2 separate regions of the Homo sapiens genome follow, and region 2 is linked to region 1. Evidence: chromatin contacts called from ENCODE Hi-C or POLR2A ChIA-PET data. All regions are on one chromosome and are shown on one strand. Each heading gives the region's core, a stretch centred on a gene start or an enhancer-like site at or near the end of the contact. The rest is flanking DNA. Distances are from core to core; before and after follow the strand shown. Region 1 holds the start of GMFB (glia maturation factor beta). Region 2 holds the start of DLGAP5 (DLG associated protein 5).

Region 1 (5,497 bases), core at 2,168-4,667:
TTGCAATAAGAATCTGTTTCTTTGATAACAGAACACAATTGGAAACACTGGTTATTTTACCAAGGCTTTCACTGAAATGACATGCTTTCAAATATAAATAGACTAGGGAATCAAAGTTGACTTATAGAGCCCATAAGAGTCCTTTAGGAAAACTGGCCTCATAGTCTATGCAGTCCCTATACAGAGTTCCCAATCTGTGGTATGTACAGAATGTCACTTTCTTTTTATTTTTTATTATATTTATTTATTTTGAGACAGGGTCTTACTCTGTCACCCAGTCACTGCAACCTCCACCTCCCAGGCTTATGCAATTCTCCCACTTCAGCCTCCTGAGTATCTGGGACCACAGGTGCACACCACCATGCCCCACTATTTTTTTGTAATTTTTGTAGAGACAGGGTTTCACCATGTTGCCCATGCTGGTCTCGAATTCCTGGGCTCAAGTGATCTGCCCGCCTTGGCCTCCCAAAGTGCTGGGATTACAAGTGTGAGCCACTGCACTCATCCAAGAATGTCACTTTCTAACAGGCCCAGAAGCTCCAAGTTATCCTGGGATGTCCAGAGGAGAGGAATTCACCCAGTTTATACAGGTATTTGCAGCCCAGCCTGCTCAAGGCTTTAAAAAGTCTCATCTGAGATTCCTTATGGAAAAAGTTCCAACAAAGCCAATTTAAAAGATAATTATTCTTGCTGCACTTTATACACATAATAAGGCCAAGTATAATAAAACTAAAACTTATTTTACAAATTGGTCCTACCTTGATTCGTCTCTGATAAAAATGAGAGACTGGAGAGAGAAATATTATAATACACCTGCTGGTAGACTCTAGTCTTGTCTGTTGTGTTTGAGTATTTTTAAAATATTATTTTCTGCTGGGTGTGGTGGCTCATGCGTCTAATCCCAGCACTTTGGGAGGCTGAGGTGGGCAGATCACTAAGGTCAGGAGTTCAAGATCAACCTGGCCAACATGGTGAAACCCCTTCTCTACTAAAAATACAAAAAAAATTAGACAGGTATGGTGGCATACACCTGTAGTCCCAGCTACTTGGGAGGCTGAGGCATGAGAGTCGCTTGAACATGGGAAGTGGAGGCTGCAGTGAACTGAGATCAAGCCACTGCACTCCAGTCTGGGCGACAGAGTGAGACTCTGTCTCAAAAAATAAATAAAAATAAAATATTATTTTCTACAATTTGGATTTGATCTTAAAACCTTTCTGGGCTACAAGTCTCCAAAATAATGTTTTCAAATTTTTCTCCCATTTTTCTGACTTATACTCAATAGAATTCCTACTACCTTTTTTTCTGAGGCCCTGCAAGCTGAAGCTTATTTCTTGTGATACAAGCAAGAAGAACATGTCACATTGCCACTGCCTTCCTCCTCTGTAACTAAAGATGCTTTGAGTCTAACATCTGGATAGATTATACCAACCATTAACGTTTGTTTTTCTTCTGTTTCCATAGAAATGCCTCTTATTAAAAGTCTGTTGCCTTATATTTCAGACAACAGGAGACTATTCACTTAGATTCCAAATGGCATCTAATCTCTTCCTACAATCATTATTAAACTGAGCTTAAGCATTTTATTAGTTATCACTGGGTGCTATTTGGCTTTTAAAATAATTATTTGTTATATTCAATAGGGGTACAGTTGTTAAAGTTTATGTCTTCCAGGCTTCAACTATTCCAAGTCCCTTCAAGTCTGTAGAACAGTCGGTGAGAGATTTCCATGCCCCCCGGGGTTAAGCAGGGATGACAACCCTGTTCAGCAGGAAGTAGCTTTAGAAGATAAGATCTTTGGCCCTTTCTCCTTAAGAATAAGGAAGGTAAAATCTTATAAGGGGAAATGAAAAACAGTAGAAATGGGGCTTGGCTTCAGCTCACCCACACTAGAGCATTTTTTTCATGCATTTCCACTCATGACAAACCCACACCACTACCTTACTGCTAATAGTCCTTTTATTTAAAGAATTCCAATGACTGGCCTTAGGAGATAACCAAGGTTGAGAGTGTCCCACCTTGGAGAGGAATGTTGAACAATTGATTCACAGCCTTGTTGCCGCAAACCAGACCATTGGGTGGCCCATTACTCAAGACAACCCTGGCAAACAGATAATGCTGACCTGCATAAACTACCCCTAATTTGTTGTGCTCTTTTAGGAGAGTCAGTCAGGGAATTCTCTCATTCTCTTATGCTGCCTCCCTTATGCTCCGGCATAAGCTCCAATGAAGCCTTGCCTGGAGAAACTCTTTTGGCCTCAGGTCAATTTGCATTGAGAGACCAAGAACCCATGGTCATAACAAAATGAGGTACTGCCCCAGGCAGTTTGTTTTATTGAAGGTACCTGTTGAATCCTAGAGCCTAAACTTTACTTCTCCCAAACCACTTTCTTCATGCATTCAAAACTGGACTTGTTCCACTAAGTCTGCATCTGGTACAGAGACTTCTTGATGTTTACTTAGGCAGTGGCCCATAAGAGTGCTCATTGAAACACCAATCATCATTCATTCATACTTCAATAAATAACTTGTATGGAGAAAAGAGGCTGGGCATGGTGGCTGACGCCTGTGATCCCAGCGCTTTGGGAGGCACACAGGAAGACTGTTTGTGGCCAGGAGTTCAAGACCAGCTTGGGCAATATAGGGAGACTCTATCTCTACAAAAAAATTTAAAAATTAGCCGGGTGTGTGGTGGCACACGGCTGTAGTCCCAGCTACTGGGGAGGCTGAGGTAGGAGGATTGCTTGAACCCAGGAGTTTGAGGCTGCTGTGAGCTATAATCGTGCTACTGCATTCCAGCCTGGGCAACAGAGCGAGACGAGAGAGAGAGAGAAGAAATGTGTGTGTGTGAGAGAAGAGAGAAGAAATGTGTGTGTGTGTGAGAGAGAAGAAATGTGTGTAAGAGAGAGAGGGAAAGGGGGAGGGAGAGAGAGAGAAAGAGAGAGAGAGAGAGAGAGAGATTGATTAACCAAGTCCTGGAAGGCAGCCGTGGTCAGAAGTGGGGTTCTGGAGAGGGTGGGAGGAAAGGAGGTGTGCCTAGATTTGAGGGAGATCAAATTTGGAAGGTAGGCTGCGGTCAGTACACACATTTACCATTGAAAACATTGATGTCACCATTAACATGCTCTCAGAGCTTGAAGACTGCGAAAAAGGTCCGGAGAACTGGCATGACTTTTAAGTATGCACCTTGGGTTTGTTTCTCACTTGCAGCCAGGCAGAGCGTCCTCCTCTAGAGGGAGCAGGGAAAAGAAAAAAAAAAAAAAAAAAAAAAAAAAAAAAATCAGGCGATCGCATTCTGTCTAATTTTGAGCCGCGCCTTTTGCCGTCCGCCATCACGTGCCGGCCCGCTGAGGCCGCGTTGATAGGTGGGGGCGACTGGGCCAGGCGCCGGGGCAGGAAGGGAGGCGGCCGCCGTGCCATTCTTAAAGGCGCCCGAGTGTAGGCGACAGGCCGCTGACGGCCGGAAGGAAAATGGTGAGTTGCCGCTGGGAGGGCGGGGGCCGGAGGGCTGGGCGAGCCGGCCAGCCGGGTTTTCCCGGTTTCCGGAGCCGGCGGCGGCGGGCAGCGCCCAGGAGGGCTCGGCGGCCGCTTCCGCTCCCAGCAGCTGGCCAGTGCCCATAGCTAGAGTACTTGGCCTCTGCCGCCGCCACCACGCCTCAGGGCAGCATCTTCCAGCTGGGCCCGGGGTGGACCCGCCCAGCGGGCCATGGGACTAGGGTGCGGCCACGAGCAGGGGGGTTGGGGAGGCCCCACGCCAGGTCCTTCTGGTTGGAGGGCTTCAGCTTCTGAGCTGTAGGTTGGAGGGAAAGGGGTCTGCCCCATCGGAGGGCTCCCTCAATTCCTGCTTTCCCTGCCAGGGCCGTGGCCAGGTTCCAGGGGTTGGTGGGCCCCGAGCATCTTCCACCTGGCGGCGTTTTGGGGGAGGACTCGAATTCCGATTGAATTCTCTCGGCCTCACCTTAGCTTCTTTCTCTCTGCTCCTTTCCCTAGCTTCCTACAGAGGATTTCTCCTTATCTTTGCTTTCCTATGGCAGTTGGAAACCTTTCGACCCAAAGCTTTGGCACTGGGCCTTAAAGTAATTGTCAATAACTTTAGTTTTGTTGGTTCTGGGGGCTGTGGCTTCTGTTCTTACATGGGATGGACCCCAAGCATAAAAATAAAGTGGAAAATTAAATAAATCGCCATCAAGGATCTTTTGGATCCATCCCATTAGGTTTTAAAATATGGGTAAATTTCATTAGAAACAACAAAACACTGCTCTCTGTGACCATCCACTCAATTCTCAGCCCACTTTCATCGAATAGATCTTGTCATGGTCACTGAATCGAATGGATTCTTTTCAGTTTTCGTCTTCTCTGACCTTTTAGCTGCATTCCAGAGTGTTATACTCTCTTGTTTTTGAAGCATTCTCTTCCTTCATTCTTCCCCTTTGGCTTCTGGGATACAGAGCTCCTCCTACTTCTCCTATTGGTCCATCTGTTTCCCTTTCAGACTATTCTCCTTTCCCTGGACAATGCTCGAAGGAGTCCCAGGTTTCATCCTAATCCTTCATTTTCCATTCTGTATTCTTCATCCTAAACTATGGCTTCAGTTACCATCTATATTCAGATGACTTGTGAATTTACAGCTCAGAAGACCTTGCTTCTGAGATCCAATCCAGATCTGTATGTACTTTTTTTTCTTTGAGTCGGAGTTTCACTCTTGTGGCCCAGGCTGGAGTGCAATGGCGGGATCTCGGCCCATTGCAACCTCCGCCTCCCAGGTTCAAGCAGTTCTCCTGCCTCAGCCTCCCAAGTAGCTGGGATTACAGGCATGTGCCACCACGCCCGGCTAATTTTGTTTTTTTGTTTGTTTGTTTTGAGATGGAGTCTCGCTCTGTCGCGTTGGTTGGAGTGCAGTGGCGCGATCTCCGCTCACTGCAAGCTCCGCCTCCCTGGTTCACGCCGTTCGTTCTCCCGCCTCAGCCTCCCGAGTAGCTGGGACTACAGGCTCCCGCCACCACACCCGGCTAATTTTGTTTTTGTATTTTTAGTACAGACGGGGTTTCACCGTGTTAGCCAGGATGGTCTCGATCTCCTGACCTCGTGATCCACCTGCCTCGGCCTCCCAAAGTGCTGGGATTACAGGCGTGAGCCACCGCGCCCGGCCCTAATTTTGTATTTTTAGTAGAGACGGGGTTTCACCATGTTAGCCAGGATGGTCTCGATCTCCTGACCTCAAGTGATCCACCTGCCCCGGCCTCCCAAAGTGTTGAGATTACAGACGTGAGCTACCGCGCCTGACCCCAGATCTATATATTAATATTTCAATATTTAGTTACCATTCCCCTGGGAAGCTTTTCCTCCACTTGGTCTCCTCAAAGCCACCTCAGTTTGTCCAAAGTAGAACTCATGCCCTTTCTCCTCAAACCTAGTCTTCTGTCTGTTATACAAGACAATCTGTTATACCAGCCAGAAGCCTAGTATATCTGGTAACCCTTTTTTTTGCTTACTCACACC
Region 2 (5,497 bases), core at 1,732-4,231, 700 kb before region 1:
GGTGTGGTGGCGGACGCCTGTAATCCCAGCTACTCAGGAGACTGAGGCTGGAGAATCACTTGAATCTGGGAGGCAGAGGTTGTAGTGAGCTGAGATTGCGCCATTGTACTCCAGCCTGGGCGGCAGAGACTCCACCTTAAAAAAATAATAATAATAATAATAAAAAGAACTTCAGGTAAATTGCTAAGATTTCTGACTCCAATCCCTGGCTCCCAGACAGCCCAGCTCTGGGAACAGCCGGGGCCTAGGGGAACTCACTGCCATGATAGGTGCTGGCTTAAGGTCTGATCCAGCACAGTCCCAGTGGTGGTGGCCACAGTGAGCCACCACCCTCAGTTCCAGCTGGCTCAGCAGAGAGAGACATTCCATTTATTTCGGAGCAAGTGAGTGAAAAGAACAAGAGTCTCTGCCTGTAATTCAGAGAATTCTTCCAGATCTTTGCCAAGACTATCAAGGTGGTACCTCTACAAGTCTGAAAAAACCACAGCATTATTAGGCTTGGGGCACAAGTCCCTTCAAACACCCTGAAAGCCTTCCCAAGAAGGACAGCCAAAAACAAGCCCAGATTGTGAAGACTACAATAAATACTTAATTTTTCAATGCCCACACACCAATGAACATCTACAAGCATTAACACCATCCAGGAAACATGATCTCATGAAATGAACTAAATAAGGAACCAGGGACCAATCCTGGAGAAACATAGATATAGGAACTTTCAGGCAGAGAATTCAAAGCAGCTGTTTTGAGGAATCTCAAAGAAAATCAACATAACACAGAGAAGGAATTCAGAATTCTATCAGATAAATTTAACAAAGAAGCTGAAATAATTTAAAAGAAGCAGAAATTCTAGGGTCAAAAAATATAATTGACATGCTGAAGAATGCATCAGAGTTTCTTAATAGCAGAATAGTTTTCTTTTCTTTTTTTTTTTTTGAGACAGGTTCCTACTTTTTTGTCCAGGCTAGGGTACAGTGGTGCGATCATAGCTCACTGTAACCTCAAACTCCTGGGCTCCAGTGATGTTCCCACTTCAGCCTCCCAAGTAGTGGGACTAGAGATGTGCGCCACCATGCCCAGCTAATATTGTATTATTATTATTATTATTATTTGGTAGAGATGGGGTCTTGCTATGTTGCCAGTGCTGGACTTGAACTCCTGGCCTCAACTGATTCTCCCATCTTGGCCTCCCAAAGTGCTGAAATTACAGGTATGAGCCACCATTCTCAGTCTCTTTTTTTTTTTTTTTTTTTTTGAGATGGAGTCTCACTCTGTCACCCAGGCCAGAGTGGAGTGGTGCGATCTCAGCTCACTGCAACCTCCACCTCCTGGATTCAAGCGATTCTCCTGCCTCAGCCTCCTGAGTAGCTGGGACTACAGGCGCGCACCACCACACCCGGCTAATTTTTGTATTTTTAGCAGAGACGGCATTTCACCATATTGGCCAGGGTGATCTTGATCTCTTGACCTCGTGATCCCCCCGCCTTGACCTCCCAAAGTGCTGGGATTACAAGCGCAAGCCACAGTGCCTGGCCAGAAGGGTGAACATTAGAGACTGACAACCCCACGTGCTGGAAAGCATGTGAAACAAGTGGAACTCTTATATGTGGCTGGTGGGAATTGTAAAATGGTACAACCACTTTGGAAAACTGCTTGGCAATTCCTTACAAAGTTAGACATGGGTGACGGCACCCGCCTATAGTCCCAGCTATTCAAGAGGCCAAGGCTGCAATGAGCTATGATTGTGCCACTGCTCTCTAGCCTGGGGGACGGAGAGACCCTGCTTCTAAAAAAAAAAAAAAATTTTAAGTTAAACATACCCAGAATGACCCAGAAATTCCACTCCTGTATTTCCTCAAGATAAATAAAATATGCCCACAAGGACTTGTACGAGAATGGTTATAGCAACTTTGCTCATCATCACCAAAAATTGAAAGCAATACAAATCCATCAACTGGTGAATGCATAAAGTATTCAATGGAATGCCTCTCAATAACAAACACTACTAACTTCTGGTTCACGCAGACCCAAAAGAGTACCTATCACCTTCATTTTTATAGTGCTAGAAATAAGAGGAGTGGTTGCTGATGTGGTGGGAGATGGACAGGAAAGAAACAGGCCACTCTTCTGAGTGATGGAAATGCTCTACGTCCTGATTGGGTGGTAGTTACACAGCTGTTTACATTTACCAAACTCATCAAATTGTCCACTGGGGGGGAAAAACTATTATTTTCACTGTATACGAAAACTTCGCCTCAACAAAAAATGAACTAAAAAAGAAAAAAAAGGGGAGGGGGGCTGGCGACGTTGAAAAGTAACGCTAAACTATGTAAGGATTTGATAATTGGGGTAAGCCTTTTCTTTAAAACGTCTAGTAAAGAAAACATTCCAAGAAGGTCTGCTAGATTCTGTGACTAAACAAGGACATTAAAAAGCCCTGAATCCAGCTTGGTCAACGTAGTGAGGCCCTGTCTCTACGGAATTTTTTTAAAGTTAGCCAGGCGTAGTGGTGCGCGCCTATAGTCCCAGCTACTCGGGAGGCTGAGGTGGGAGGATGGTTTGAACACAGCAGCTCAAGGCTGCAGTGAGCAGTGGTCGGTGCCCACTATACTCCAGCCTAAGGGACAGAGACCTTGTCTCAAAAAAAAGAAAAAAGAAAAAAAAAAAAAGCCTTGCGAGCTCTGGGGGAGATTTCCCGCAGCCCAGCTTTGCCAGGGACCCAGCCTCACCCCTCGGGCTCCACCGCCCACTCCCGCCCTTCACCTGACGTGAGCGCCCCGACTGCTCCACTCCTTCTCATCCCGCGTCGCGGTCCCGCCTATTTTCCCTCTCTCACCCATCTTTTGAACTGGCCCTTCACCTTTCAATCAATTCAAATATCGCACGGAGCAAACCAATCGCAAGCCTCGTTGAGTGGAAGGGGTGGGATCTTCCCCGGAAGTGTTGGTTAAAGCCCCTCCAATCAGCGGCTCGGTGCGGCAAGTTTGAATTTCGTGGAGGCTCGGGTTGTGAGGGTTCCTGCTTCGGAGTCGGCGGTGGTCGTCCAGACCGAGTGTTCTTTACTTTTTGTTTGGTTGAGGTTTCACGCTAGAAGGTGGCTCAGGTAGGTGGGTGCTGGAGAGCTGGACGGAGAACACTGGCCCGCTTCCGTTGAAGGTCTAGAAGGGTCTGAGGACCGGGGGCTGCGAGCGGGAGCAAGTCAGAGGCAGGCTCCTTTAGGACCGTGTTACCTGCCCTTCCCGAAGCTGATAATGCGAGCCTTTAGAAGAGTCCATATGTTTGCCCTGACCTCTGTAATAGTCAGCGTTTCACCACCGGGGCGTAATTGACCTTTGGGGTGAAACTGTTCTTCACTAGCTCCGACATTAAATTCCCGTAGCTCTTCCCAGGTCCCATGGCAACTAAAAACGCCCGGTTGAGAACCTCTAGTCAAGCAAGATTAACGCATTCTGGACTTTCAAGCTGGAGGAAACGCCACTCAGCCAAACAAAATTTAGGTGTGTGTGGAGCCAGGGCTGCCTTGCTTGGGATCCCAGCTTCACCACCTTTTAGATATGCTAATGTGAGCAGTTAATTGACCTCATCTGTATGAGAGCGATAATAGTTAACTACCTTTCAGGGTTATTCTGATAATTGTACCTTTAATGTTGTCCTCGCTCGCTCTTTCTCTTGCTGTGGATAGTGCTATCCTGTATTTAATACATAAGTCTTAATTTTTCTTCAATCTTTAGCGAATTAATATTGCAGGAGATAAATAGTAGAAGACAGTTCTTTATGAAAAGCACAGTCCATTGTCACTTTCCTTGGGTCTTAGAGGAGAATGTTATTAGCATGCAGGTCAGACAGATTCTCGTTTTTTATATTTTGTTGATTGCTTAGAATCATGTAACAATGTATTGCATTACTTGTGCCAATTTTTCTATTATCTGGAGTTTTCTAGTGGATTTAGTTAATTCTTGTTGAAGAATATACCATAGTGTGTCTATCACAGAGCCTCCCCCTTACCTTTTTTTGTTTTTGTTTTTTAACTGCCAAGACTTCTGAGAATCAGTATCCTTTCTCCAGTTTGGCTTGGTAGTTCTCTATACCAGCTACACAGGTGACCCCCTCAAACTTTCTAATTTTCTTTGTTCTCCCTAGTTGGATCTACTGACGTCGTCTTTATTGTCCTCTTTTGTTTTGCTTGAATACATTCTCAAAGATCTTTCCAAGAAAAAGGCATGTGCCAATTAAACTATATGATTTTGTGCGTGTGTGTGTGTGTGTGTGTGTGTGTATGGCTTTTCTTTTTTAAAATTTATAGAGACGGGGTCGTGTTATGTTGCCCAGGCTGGTCTCAAACTCCTGGGCTCAAGCAGTCCTGCCTCGACCTCCCAAAGTGGTAGGATTACAGGCCTAAGCCACCGTGCCGGCCTAAACTGTATGATTTCTTGTATGGATGAAAATAATGGAGCAAACTGATAGGGTTATTGTGAACTATATATTTGGTCTTGTTCTGTTTTCTGGCAAACAACTACTAAAATCCTTGGAGTCTTCAAAGTGGTACCTTTTTGTATGCTAATGATTGACTGATAGCTGGATGCCTCTAAATAGCTTCAGGATTGGGGCTGGTCACTAGACAGACCAAGGCAGGATTTCTCGAGAGTTGGCATTTTCAGCCCCACCTCACAACCTCTGGGGAGGGGAGAGGAGCTGAAGGTTGACTTGATCACCAGTGGTCAATGATTTAATCACTCATGCTTATGTAATGAAGCTGCCATAAAAACCAAAAAAAAACACCTGTGTTTGGAGAGCTTCTTAGGTGAATACATGAAGGTTCCTAAACAGTGGTGCTACCTGAGAGAGCATGGAAGCTCCTTGTTCCTTTCCACATACTTTGCCCTGTGCCTCTCTATCCAACTCTATCTGTATCCGGTTGCCTATTGATTATCCCTATATGACTAATAGGTACCTGGTGTGGGGTTTTTGTTTGTTTTTGGTTTTCTTTTGGCTTTAGAAGAAATGTTAGACTACCTGCATTCCTCATCATGGGTAAGGAAACCCTTGTGTACATGGTCCTTCACTTAACCTATTTTCACCTTTATTTCACGCTTTTCTTTTTGCAGTGTTCTCTGTGGTAAGCCCAGAGCCTCTTTTATTCTGGACTATCACTTACTGGCTTTCTCTTCACTGGTCAAGCAAGTTCCTATTTAAAACCCCCAAATAGGTAGCTTCTTATTCTCTGATAATCTTCTTCTCACTTTTCAGTGTTACATATTTATTTCATTGCACATTTTATATTTTTATTTCAGAAGGCCCTGAAGTGGGACAGGAAATGAACTGTAATCTTAATTTTTTAAATAATGAAAATTCATGTAAGTTGGGTTTTGTCCTTTTCCTTGACAGGATGTCTTCATCACATTTTGCCAGTCGACACAGGAAGGATATAAGTACTGAAATGATTAGAACTAAAATTGCTCATAGGAAATCACTGTCTCAGAAAGAAAATAGACATAAG

The links. Hi-C counts contacts between places; a loop is a spot of excess contacts on that map. ChIA-PET counts read pairs that join two places held with the same protein, here RNA polymerase II (POLR2A). Pooled maps may share reads with other maps.
Region 2: a map of CD8-positive, alpha-beta T cell shows a loop between it and region 1 (5-fold over the local background). The contact joins the promoter of DLGAP5 here to the promoter of GMFB in region 1. A Hi-C loop is called at or near these places in 1 of 168 maps with a recorded cell type or tissue (CD8-positive, alpha-beta T cell), 1 of 37 single-sample maps with no recorded cell type and 6 of 50 pooled maps. POLR2A ChIA-PET finds 5 or more read pairs at or near these places in 1 of 52 experiments (activated T-cell).

The regions. Positions count from the first base shown.
Region 1 is chr14:54,486,900-54,492,396 of GRCh38, reverse strand. It overlaps GMFB (glia maturation factor beta), which reads left to right and starts at 3,417. Exons shown (of 7, transcript NM_004124.3): 1 at 3,417-3,472. The coding sequence starts at 3,470. RefSeq lists a silencer at 3,335-3,734.
Region 2 is chr14:55,189,069-55,194,565 of GRCh38, reverse strand. DLGAP5 (DLG associated protein 5) reads left to right here and starts at 2,981. Exons shown (of 19, transcript NM_014750.5): 1 at 2,981-3,103; 2 at 5,386-5,497. The coding sequence starts at 5,387. LOC105370508 (a long non-coding RNA gene) reads right to left here and starts at 2,893. Exons shown (of 2, transcript XR_943888.3): 1 at 2,764-2,893. RefSeq lists enhancers at 2,685-3,237, 3,238-3,791.